Regions from separate parts of the Homo sapiens genome. Here all the other regions are linked to region 3. Evidence: chromatin contacts called from ENCODE Hi-C or POLR2A ChIA-PET data. All regions are on one chromosome and are shown on one strand. Each heading gives the region's core, a stretch centred on a gene start or an enhancer-like site at or near the end of the contact. The rest is flanking DNA. Distances are from core to core; before and after follow the strand shown. Region 1 has its middle 7.5 kb from the start of SAA4. Region 2 holds the start of ZDHHC13 (zDHHC palmitoyltransferase 13). Region 3 holds the start of PIK3C2A (phosphatidylinositol-4-phosphate 3-kinase catalytic subunit type 2 alpha).

What was found. A loop is a pair of places that touch in the nucleus more often than their neighbours do. ChIA-PET counts read pairs that join two places held with the same protein, here RNA polymerase II (POLR2A). Pooled maps may share reads with other maps.
Region 1: a map with no recorded cell type shows a loop between it and region 3 (5-fold over the local background). The contact joins the enhancer-like site here to the promoter of PIK3C2A in region 3. A Hi-C loop is called at or near these places in 1 of 37 single-sample maps with no recorded cell type and 1 of 50 pooled maps. POLR2A ChIA-PET finds 5 or more read pairs at or near these places in 1 of 52 experiments (BJ).
Region 2: a map of B cell shows a loop between it and region 3 (8-fold over the local background). The contact joins the promoter of ZDHHC13 here to the promoter of PIK3C2A in region 3. A Hi-C loop is called at or near these places in 1 of 168 maps with a recorded cell type or tissue (B cell), 1 of 37 single-sample maps with no recorded cell type and 5 of 50 pooled maps.

Annotation. Positions count from the first base shown.
Region 1 is chr11:18,227,415-18,231,202 of GRCh38, forward strand. No RefSeq gene overlaps it. Among named protein-coding and RNA genes, the nearest start is that of SAA4, 7.5 kb to the right of the region's middle. RefSeq lists a silencer at 1,967-2,016. Within about 2 kb of position 2,262, at least 2 of the 41 ENCODE cell types and tissues checked have a DNase peak (open chromatin) inside an H3K27ac peak, as active enhancers do.
Region 2 is chr11:19,115,918-19,119,970 of GRCh38, forward strand. ZDHHC13 (zDHHC palmitoyltransferase 13) reads left to right here and starts at 1,251. Exons shown (of 17, transcript NM_019028.3): 1 at 1,251-1,359. The coding sequence starts at 1,333. RefSeq lists silencers at 981-1,220, 1,271-1,350, 1,441-1,670.
Region 3 is chr11:17,206,217-17,209,929 of GRCh38, forward strand. PIK3C2A (phosphatidylinositol-4-phosphate 3-kinase catalytic subunit type 2 alpha) reads right to left here and starts at 1,770. Exons shown (of 33, transcript NM_002645.4): 1 at 1,632-1,770. RefSeq lists enhancers at 1,037-1,560, 1,561-2,083, 1,589-1,698 and silencers at 1,229-1,488, 1,839-1,918.

The sequences.
Region 1 (3,788 bases), core at 1,012-3,511, 1.0 Mb after region 3:
GAGAAGAGATCCTCAGCCATTCTGGTGGGTCTATTGAGAAAACCACTGAGGTTAGGGAAAAAGCAGTGGCTGGGCCAGGTAAGGTAAACCTTACCCAGAGAGGGGGCTTGGAACAAGGACCACTTTCAGGACCAGTCGTAGATACAGCTGTTCTTCTCTGGGCAGTTCCACCCCCATATCTGAGGGAGCTGGATTTCACATCAGGAAGAACCCTGACCACCATCTCAGTAGAGACCTCCACATCAGTAGAGAATATATATCAGCATCAGTTAGAAGCACATCAAACCAGGGTGAGGCCAAAATGATTACCCCCTCCTTTACATCTCTCCCCTTTCCCAATCCTGAGGCTGAGAAGTGTGATAGAAAGACATCTCAGAACTAGACTATCCCCACCCTTCTCTAAGGTGCTGGTGCCAGAGGAGCAGGGAAAGAGTCTCTAACCGTCACCCCTCCCAGCACTCCCACTACAATCTAGCCAACAATAGCGGAGCAGGATGCTTTAAAACAGACATGATATTGGAGCTTGAAACGGGACTGCAGTGACCTTTAATAATCTAAATAATCGGCCAGCCGCGGTGGCTCACGCCTGTAATCCCAGCACTTTGGGAGGCCGAGGCAGTGGATCACGAGGTCAGGAGACTGAGACCATCCTGGCCCACATGGTGAAACCCCGTCTTTACTAAAAGTACAAAAATTAGCTGGGCGTGGTGGCAGGCGCCTGTAGTCCCAGCTACTTAGGAGGCTGAGGCACAAGAATCGCTAGAACCCAGGAGGCGGAGGTTGCAGTGAGCCGAGATTGTGCCACTGCACTCAAGCCTGGCAACAGGGCGAGACTTCATCTCAAAAAAAATAAAATAAATAAAATAAAATAAAATAAAATAAAATGGGGAGACTAGTTAGATGGCTACCGCAGTACCCCAGATGAGAAATGATGTAGCCAGGAGCATGAGGGTGTAAATGAGAGGAAGTCAATGGATTAGAGATGAACTTTGGAAGTTCACATCCAGCGGATTGAATGTGGGGGTAAAGTGAAGGGAAGCATCAACACATTCCCCTAACTGGTGTGAGGAACAGAGAGAATGGCCATGTCATTAACTGAAATGGAGAAACCTGGAGTGTGAAGAGTTCTGACGGGAAAACCCGAGTTCATTTTGGGACACGTTAAGTTTGAGATATCTGGAAGCCAGCTATGTAGATATGTCAAGTAGCCAGTTGGATGTACAAGCATGGAGCTCAGAAATGAGTTTTGCAGGGGGAGATATAATTTTAAAAGCCATCCACATATAAGTACTATTTAGACTTGTGAAAGAGAGCATAGAGAAATAAAGAATGGGGGCCCAGAGCCAAGTCTGAAGAACACAGAGTTTGGGGAGATAAAAAAAGTCCCAGCTAAGGAAATAAAGGAGAATTGAGGTAGAGGGTAATATTATGCTACTTAGAGCTGATGAAGGAAAGAGTAGTATTATGAAGCCAAGAGACCAAATATATCAGGAAGGAAGGGGAAGGCAACTGCGTTGAATGTTGCTCACAGAGCTACTGATATGAGAAAAGAGAGATGTTCATTGTTTTTGGCAGCATGGAGGTCAGTGGTGACAAAGGTATTTTGCTGAAGTTGTGGGGACAGAAACCAGGCTGGAGTGGGTTAACATATGATCAGAAGTGAAGAATCAGAAGGTGTGTAGATGGGCAATACTTTCAACAAGTTTGACTTATTAAGAGGAAGAAGACAATGTGCAAGAGTGAAGAGTAATGTGGGTTGAAGTGTAGGTTTTCAATGGGATAATCTAATTCAGAAAGCAACTACTGAGTGCCTGGACCCTGCTAGGCATTAAGCATGCAGTGATGAACAAGATATGGTGCCTGTTCTCAAACAAGTCAGACATTTCCCCAAGCATAAGGGCTCACCTGGCCATTTAAACCAAGTGCTGGAGATCCACGAAGAAGAAAGGGGTCTCCACTGCTGAACCTCTTGGCCTTGTTCAGTGTATCACAGGTTCTGAAGTCAGACAAACCAGCCTGCAGTCCTGGCTCTGCACCTGTTACATATGTGACCTTGGAGAAGGTCCTAAACACAAACCTCTCTAAACCTCAGTTTATCCAGCTGAGAACATCAAAGCCTTCTCTGCAGCTTAAATCAGATAAAGTATTTAAACTGTAGGGCACAGTCTTGCAATTGCAATTAAAAATGGCAGCTATTCTAATTACTATTTGCTGACTTCCCATACCCCAGCAAAATTTGGATTGCCACCAGTGTGTGCTTCTGTTGAGGCTCTTACTAAACTGTGTTGTCTATCTACATATCTCACTTCCCCTTTAGGACAGGAAGTAGAATTTTATTTGAACTAAAAGCCAACGAAATGCCGGCCAGGTGCAGTGGTTCAGGCCTACATTTTCAGACCCTTGGCCAGTTGAGCCCATGAGTTAGCCCAGCCCGGCCAACATGGTGAACCCCCTTTTTTATTAAAAACCCAAAAATTAGCCAGGTGTGGTGGCCCATGCCTGTAATCCCAGCTGCTCGGAAGGGTGAGGTGAAAAAATCCCCTGAACCCGGGAGGCGGAGGTTGAGTAACCCGAGATCACCCCATTGCACTCCAGCTTGTTTGACAAAGGGAGATTTTGTCAAAAAAAAAAAAAAAAAAAAAAAAAAAAAAGAGAATAAAGATAAGGAAAACCAACAGGAGAGTCATTCCTTAGGTAAAATGAGCGGGACAAATTAAAAATTGAGTCAGGGGAGGCACGGGTGTTGATAAGAGATAAATCAGAGTCGGCCAGGCAGAGGGGCTCAGGCCTGTAATCCCAGCACTTTGGGAGGCCAAGGCAGCAGATCATTTGAGGCCAGGAGTTTGACACCAGCCTGGCCAACATGGCGAAACCCCATCTCTACTAAAAACACAAAAATTAGCCGGGCATGGTGGTGCGCACCTGTGGTCCCAGCTACTCCAGAGGCTGAGGTGTGATAATTGCTTGAACCCAGGAGGCAGAGTTTGCAGTGAGCTGAGATCGTGCCACTGCACTCCAGCTTGGGCAACAGAGAAAGACTCTGTCTCAAAAAAAAAAAAAAAAAAAGAAAGAAAGAAAGAAACCAGAGTCCAAGATAGCAGTTTCTAGGATAGAACTCCTAGGATTAGGCTTCTCTAAGCAATGTACCTTGTTTTTATTGAGACAGGGTCTCACTCTGTCATACAAGCTGGAGTACAATGGAGTGATCATAGCTTACTACAGCCTTGACCTCCTGGGCTCAAGCAGTACTCTAGCCTCAGCCTCCCAAGTAGCTGGGAATACAGGCACATGCCATCATGTCTGGCTAATTTTTTTGGTTTTTAGTAAAGATGAGGTTTCACTATGTTGCCTAGCTGGTCTTGAACTCCTGGGCTCAAGCGATCCTCCTGCCTCAGCTTCCCAAAAGGCTAGGATTACAGGCATAAGCCACCACACTCAGCCCACAATGTACCTTCTCCATAAGGAAAGAGCTCACTGGGGGACAAGGCCTAGAGGCAGAGAGTGGACAGGATGCAATGAATTGGGCAGTACAAAGTCTGTATACAGAGAGGCCTGGAAACTGCAACAAAATAAACTGTGAGGCCCTGAAGAAGAAGTGGGAATTTGGGGGTAGAAGTCCAATCTGAGATACAGAGGAGACTGATGGAAGACTGCCCAGGGCTGTGCCAGAGCCATGACTCCAGCCACTCAGAAGCCCAGGATGATGGTCAGTGCTTTGCCGGCTTAGGCTTACTCAGGAGGGGAAGCTGGGGCCGAAAATGACCAGAGAAGCTTGGCTTGGGTCATGT
Region 2 (4,053 bases), core at 1-2,500, 1.9 Mb after region 3:
AATGACACGCCTGTACATCCATCCATCCATCATTCATTAAAATTGTGCTGAGCATTTTCCATGTCCCAGTGCTGTGTTAGACACTGGGAGTTCAGAGATGGATCTGACATGGTTCCTATCCTCAAAGGGTTTGGGCTTTTGGGGGCAAGCCAGGGCTGACGTGCCCAAAGGACACAGACACTAAAGCAATAGTAATACATCTACGATTTTATTGTATCATAGCAATATTTTCCATGGAAAACCCAGCACTTTGTTGGATTTCTATTTATTTATTTTATGATTTAGTATTATTTTTATAAAATAAGGAAGTCATAATGTTTTCAGATCGTTTTCAAATTAGCTTCTAAAGGTCTTAATCTGGTTCCACTTGGCAACAGACACATCTAAGGAACCATTACAAAGAACTGTGTTAAGTGCTGGGCTAGAAAAACCCCAGTGTTTACTCGGGGCTGAAGTAGGAGAGCCCCACTGCCCCACTGGAACGCCCCAAGGGAAGGAGCCATCCCTAATGCTTGCTTCATAGACCTTCAAGCTGGACAGGGCTTAAATGCCAGCTCCTCCAGTGCCCTCCACAAAGGGTCGTGGAGGTCAGGGGGGAGGTGCACTTCAAGTGGGAGGCTCTCGCCCACTCCCCCTCTAGCCTGCGCCGTAGAACTCATTTTTTGTTTCATTTGAGGAAACAGAACCTCAGGCGGTAGAGGTGACTTGCCCAAGATCACGCAAATGGAGTGGAAAACATTTAAATAGCTAACATCTATTGATTCCTTTTTATATGTAACGCACGGGCTGAGGGGCTTTACATGCGTTTTCTCATTTAATCCTCCTGATAATTCCATGAAGTAGGTACCCTTATTTTCCTCATTTCACAGATGAGAAAATTGAGGTAAAATAAGAGACTTTCACAAGGTCATTTAGCAATTAAGTAGCCAAGTCCAGATTTGCTCTCAATAGATGGTGGTTGACGTTGGAATAACAGTCTGATCCTGACCCTGGACGCACATCTGGGGCCCGTGGCACCTGGGGCAGGGAGGGGCGCTCGGTCCTGGGCTGGGGCTGGGGGAGCGACCGGCACGGGCGGGCCGGGGGTGGAGCCTCTGGCGAGCTGTTCACAGCGGGCTTCCCAGGAGGTGAGAAAGTCCCGCCCCTAGCCGATGGAGGGCTGGGATTGGTTCTCCGGGACCGATTGACGGCTCAGGGCACGAGCGGGGACCGCAGCGGCGGAGGTGAGGGCGCCAGCAGGAAGTGGGAGAAGAGGCGACCCAAGGCGGGCTGGCGGGCTGGCGGCAGTCGCTACTTGCCTAGTAGCCTCAGCCGCTGTGGGCTCCTGGGGAGATGGAGGGGCCGGGGCTGGGCTCGCAGGTGAGTGCGGCCGGGCGGTGGCTGTCCTGGGGGCCGGGAGAGCGGCTGCAGCTGTGGAGGAAAGGATGGTGTGGGTGAGAGGCCGCTCGATGAGGGGGTTTCGGGAGCGGCGGGGCCTAGGTCTGGGAAGCGGGAGCCTGGAAACACCACGAACGATGCTGGAAATTGTCTCTGAGGCGACTGGGAAGAAAAGGCGAGGACTGAGGGGTGAGGGCCCGAGCCGGCCCCTCCAGCCTCCATCCCTGGCCAGGGCGCCCCCTGGGGCCGGTACCCGGAGCCCGGCGGGGACCTCTGTGGGCCTGGGGAGGGGACGATGGCCCTTCCCGGGAGAGGTGTCAGGTGACACACCTGATTCGGACCCGCCCGTCTTGACGTTGGCCCGGAGTCGGAGCGGTTCTGTTGATTTCTTTTTCAGCCCTGGCGTCTTAGCACCCGCCTTCACCCCACCCAGTCCAGTTTTCGCTCCTGTTTCCGCATCCTTGCTTACTCCTTGAAATAATTAAGGCTGCTTGTTTAGGATGGAGGAAAGGGGCGTGGAGAGGGGAGGTACACCACAGCGATCTGCAGAATCTCAAAGGACAATATTCCGTGGAGGAGGTGTTATATAAAAGCCAGACGGAGGTCCAAAGAAGCCAGGCGGGCCAGTCGGAGAAGTTACAGGAGGTAGATGTTGTCTCCAAGAAAACAAGATTTTTGTGCTTTTTGCTTATGGCCCTTTCCTAGTGCCTAGAGTACTGACTAGTATATTGTAGACGTTCACTTAATATTTATTGAATAAATGCAGAATTTCCAGGTTCAGCCAGTTTTAGTGAGTGCATAACCCATGTCAGATGCTTTCATATGCATTATTTTATTCCAGAATTGAAGCATCCTTAAGAAGATATTATCCCCATATACAGATGAGAACGAACACTAAAGCTGTCTTCAGCTGGAATCAGTTAGGCGGTAGATTCTCAGTTTGGGATGATTGGATTACCTGATCTCTAAAAACGTTTTTCCAGTCCCGAGAGTGTTCCTCATGCTTTCCCTTTCCCTTCTTTCAGCACGATCTTGTGTAGGTTTAAGTGAGGGACAAGATGTCTGGGGAAATGTCAAGGTGTTCTTATTGGTTATTCTTGAATTTTAACAGAAAAAAAATAGTTCTCAGGCAGACTGGATTTTACCAAAGGGTGTTGAATCTTCACATGGAAACAGCGCCTCATTCTTTTTCTCAGAGAGGCTCAAAGAAAAGTTGGTAGGAGTAACTATTATGTCTTAATTACTGCCACTCATTTACAGAAGGCTTCAAGTGCTTAAAGTTCACTCTCTCATGCTGAAGGGAAGATTAGCCTTGTCCCAGTTCCATGGCCTATAGAGAGGGAGAGAATGATTTGGTGGTTGAATTTAGTAGGGAAAGGTAGAGAGATCATTGTCGTTGTTAATAATAATTGCTCTTGTTCACTTTTTCAGTAATGTGAAGACCTCACCTATATATACTGCTTTGCAGTTTGCAAAATACTTCCCCATTTTTGATCCTCACTATAATCCTCTGAGGTGGGGAGAAATGATTATTCTGATTTTAGAAATGAGAACAGAGGCTCAGAAAACTGGAATCACTTGCTACAAGTCAAATAGCTGCTAAGTGATAGAGCCAAGACTTCAGTCGTTCATTCAGCAAATGTGTTTTGAATGTCTGCCAGGCACCGTTTTAGGTGCTGTGATAAATTAGTGAACAAAACAGACAAAAACATTACTGCTCTCATTGAATTTGGTTCTTTTGATTCCAAGATCGGTGCTGTTGGATTTTTGCCAGGATTTGCCTATACAATCAGGTCTGCAGTTTCCTTTCTGACCTCATCTTTTTTTTCTTTTTTCAGACAGAGTCTTGCTCTGTTGCCAGGCTGGAGTGCAGTGGCGCGATCTCGGCTCACTGCAATCTCCGCCTCCCGGGTTCATATGATTCCCCTGCCTCAGCCTGCCGAGTAGCTGGAACTATAGGTGCGGACCACCACACCCTGCTAATTTTTTGTATAGTAAGATGGGGTTTCACCATGTTGGCCAGGATGGTCTCGATCTCCTGACCTTGTGATCCGCCCGCCTCGGCCTCCCAAAATGCTGGCATTACAGGCGTGAGCCACCGCTCCCAGCCTGACCTCATCTTTTACTGTCTTGCTTGCCCGGTCATCCCCAGCCACACCAGCCTCAGAGTCTTTCATACTTACTTCTGGAATGCTCTTTCCTTGTGTGCCCACTTGGCTTATTCCCCCACCTCTTTAAAGTCTTGACACAAATGTCACCTCTGTGTGGCATTCTGTGACCCCCGTATTTAAAATTGCAAGCCTTTTCCATCATCAGCACTACCAGCAACACTCCCTGGCCTCCTTCCTTGCTTTAGATTTCTCCTCAGCATTTAACACCATTTAACGTACTTATTGGTCTTGTTTATTGTTTCTTTCTCCTCCACTGAATGTTAGTACTATAGGGACAGTGATTTTTGTCTGTTATGTTCACTGCTGTGTGCCTGGCATCTGGAACAATGCCTAGCACTGGTGAGTACTCTGTAAATACTTGTCAATGAATGAACTTGGAAACTAAACTCTGGTACTTCTGTTAATGAGAACTTTAATGACATGAGAACTTTTAATGAGTGTCACATATTTCTCTCTCACTCGCTCCTTCTCTCTCACTCTCTTTTTATTCGATAATCTGGCAGGA
Region 3 (3,713 bases), core at 520-3,019:
TTGATAAGAAAAAACCTACTTTAGAATGTATTAATTCAGCCAAAATTACGGAATTTATGGAAGAAACTCCATATGTGCTTTCTACCTACGTAAAATCACTTTTGAACTAAATCTGAGTTAACAAATAAAATCTCTCTATTCCCAGTTACATTGTTTTTCAGTATGTAACCACTGTCTTGATACTAAACAAATATCTTATATAAAAATAAAATCTGTATACTTCAACTAGGGTCCTTTCGTCTAATTTGCTGCTGTGAATAAGAGCACCATCCTGTCCAGATAAGGTTAGATCAAATTTAAAAAAAAAAAAAGCACCATTCTGCTGGGCATGGTAGACCAGCCTGGGCGACACAGTGAGACCCCATGTCAATTAAAAAAAAAAAAAAGAGCACCAACCCCAACTATGGCAGAGCTGCTAAAGGAGTCTCTTGTGGAGACTTGAACCACAAGCCAAGGAGGCAAAGGTACAAAGTCTCTCCTGGAATTAGTTCCTGGACTTCTGTGCAGCCTTCCCTCTTTCTACTATGTCTTCACCGTTCCCCTACAAACAGCTTTCTTCTTCTTGCATCTCTTATATGCTGTGGCCTTTGATGCTACAATAGATTTAAAAATTTTCCCAACAGAGCTTTTCTGCCTGAAACCCACCAGGAAAGATTTCAGGACATTCTTTAATAACTAATCTTGTTCAAAGAGGCAGGCCTCCTTCGTTTCACTTAATTCAAACCCCCACTGTTCAAAATAAGAATATAATTATAACCTCAATTTCTATCGGGCCAGTATAGGAAAAGAACTACAACAGGCTCTCTCTTCCACGTTATGTCCAGACTTTTTTCCTTAGTTTCTCCTTCCTCATTTCCCTCCTCAATCCCTCCTCCCCCAAAAAATAATTCCACAGCTAGAGAATGTCGTTTTTAAAGCCAGAAATTCAGTGAGGAAAATAAGTATGTGCCTTTTTCTTCAATTATTTATGATTCCTCCGTCACTCAGGAAGAGTTAAGCTAGTATTTTTTAATCTGACCGCTCTCTCAGAAGGATGATGCGCTAAATACACACTGAAAGAATAGTGTTCCCAAAGCAAGTGGATTCGCGGCTAAAGGCAACGCGGTGGGAGTGGGGGGTCCGGGAAGAAGAAAAAGTATCCTTGGCCCCCAGAGCCAGAGATGGGACAGGAGGTGAAAGAAGGGGCCGTCACTGAGAAGTACAACACACACACTCGCCAGAACTAACAATCTGCCAAGAAAATAGGACCGGCCACTGCGGCTCCAGCCCGGTCCCGCGGGACAAGGCGGGGGAGGGGGGCCGGCGGCCGGGGGGCCTGCCCTCCTTCTGTGGGACAAAACTAACTCCCTGGCGCACCTCCGCTCCCGAGAAGAGGGGCCTGGTGGGGACGCGGGCTCCTCGCACCTCCAGCGCAGCACTTGCTCACGGCCTGGGTGGAAGCAAGGCCCGGAGGGAGGGGGGAGTCGGGCTGGGCAACGCCAAGAGCACGGGATGGAGGGTCAGACGCGGGCACCCAAGGCACTGGGGGCCGCGACAAGAGACCCTTCCAGCCCGGGAACCCCGGGGCCCCTCTCCACCCTTGCAGAGCAGGACCCCGAATATCGTCCCCAGCCGCACCGACCGCTCCTCACCTCAAGCTGCCTGAGCCTCCGCCTCTACCACAACCTGAGCCGCCGAAGCCGCCACAGTCCGAGCCATTTTTCCCCTCAGCTGGCTCAGCCGCCGCCGAAAGCTTCGGCCGACTCCACAGCCAGCCAAGCGCAGCACGTCACTTCCGGACAGGGAAGCACCGCCTTCCCCGCCCGGACTTGTTGCGAATTGGCTGGCGCGGACGGCCTACCTGAGCTGGCGGGCGGGGCTTGGACGCTGCCGGGGTGGCGTGAGCAAGGGAGCTGGGGCGCTGGGGCGCACGGGCCCGGGGGACCAGGGTCTGGCTCTCTCCCGAGGAATGCTGAGCAGGCTCTGGACGCCTCTCCGTGCACACCCCAGACCTGGGGAGGGGAGCTCTCCGGACACCCCAGCTGGCCGCCCCTCGGGCCCTGAGTCCGAAGACCCGCTAAACAGGGCCCGGGCACTGAAGTACCCTATTGTTCTCATCCCCTCTCCCGGGACCCCGCACCCTCCTCCATCTAGGCTGAGGTTCCCAGATTTGTGTCTTGGCCCCTGGCGGCGCCGAGATTACTTTGTGATTGGAAGACTGAAAGGAACAGGCAAGACTTAAACTCGTCCACTCCAACCAGTATTTACCGAGGCCTCACGGTGGGTCAGGTGGTATACGGTGGGTAATTAGTAGCCTATCACGTGGTTTCTGTAAAATGCTTGATAGCACGTAAAACGCTTTCAGGTCGGCGTCTCGTTTCATCCTCACAACAGCCAGGTAAGGAAGATAACCCCCTGATAATAACTCACAGCCAGACGGCTCTTTCTACATTACAAAGTATTTTCACATGCAACCTCCATAATAATATATTCTTATTGAGAATTTAATGAGATTATGCTTGTAAAGCGTTTGGTCCTCACGTGTTAGATCTAAAAATTACGTAACCATGGGAAGATATAGGAAAATTATCCCCATTTACAGATGGGGCTTCTGGGGCACAAAGATGTTAAGGGGAGAGGAACGATTCCATAGCGTTTTACAACAAGATTGTCTTTTAAGCAGTAGGAGAAGGGGGTCCACACCATCCAGACGTTCACAATCTGATGTGGCAGACTGATTTAGGCTGCATTTCTCAGCCTAAACTAAAAATTATCAGCCTATATGATATACGCATAATTAGAAGGCTCTAAGAGAAGTTGAACTTTCAGCAAATAACTGGAAAGAAAGAAATTGGCCTGATTTGGCAGGGACGGGGGTTGGCGAAAGGGGGCTAGGGCAATGGGGAATGTGGAGTGGATGAATCCCTCATAGCGCTGTAATAAACATGCCTGCACCTCCGCAGGGATGGTAAAATTGGATGGAGTTTCTATTCTATGGGGAATTCTAGAAACAAATGTGATTATTTCTTACGGCTGTAGCTACTGGCTGTTGTACACCCCCCCCCCTTCCAACTCCTATCTTTCCCCCAACCCCGCCCCTCCTCTATGCACACACACTTCCAGGCAGGCTACACACTCTAGAAGAATGTCCCTTAGAAATCAACTTAGTTCCGCAGCATTGTTCTGCTTTATCTTCTGATCAAAGGAGGAATTTCTAAAATTGGCAGCAGCTCTTTCACAAGATTAAAAAGGGTGGGGAAAGTGATTTATCTCAGGGTAGCTTCCTAGCTTCTGCTCCAGATCTGAGTGTGCCTTCAGGAAAGAAGGAAGAGGCCTTGGGAGAACACTGAGTCTTCAGGAAAGAGTAACTATTTGTCTGTCTTTTTTTTTTCTTTTGTTTTCTTTCTTTCTTTCTTTCTTTCTTTCTTTCTTTCTTTTTCTTTCTTTCTTTTTCTTTCTCTTTCTTTATTCCTCTCTCCCTCTCTCTCTTTCTTCCTTTCTTTTTTTTTGATCCAGCGAGACAGACTGGATTTTTTCTTCTAATTTTTTTTTTTAATGAAACGTATTTCCCCTGAGTCTCAGCAGCAGAGGGCCCTGGTCCTTGAGTCACTTCCTTGTTGCAGTTCTGAATTCATTATTTTATTATAGCTTTTGAATGACTGATACATGGTAGGCTCTGATCAACCAAAAGGTTCCCAATAAGGTGAAGAGAAAGAAAAGGAGTTTGATAGTTT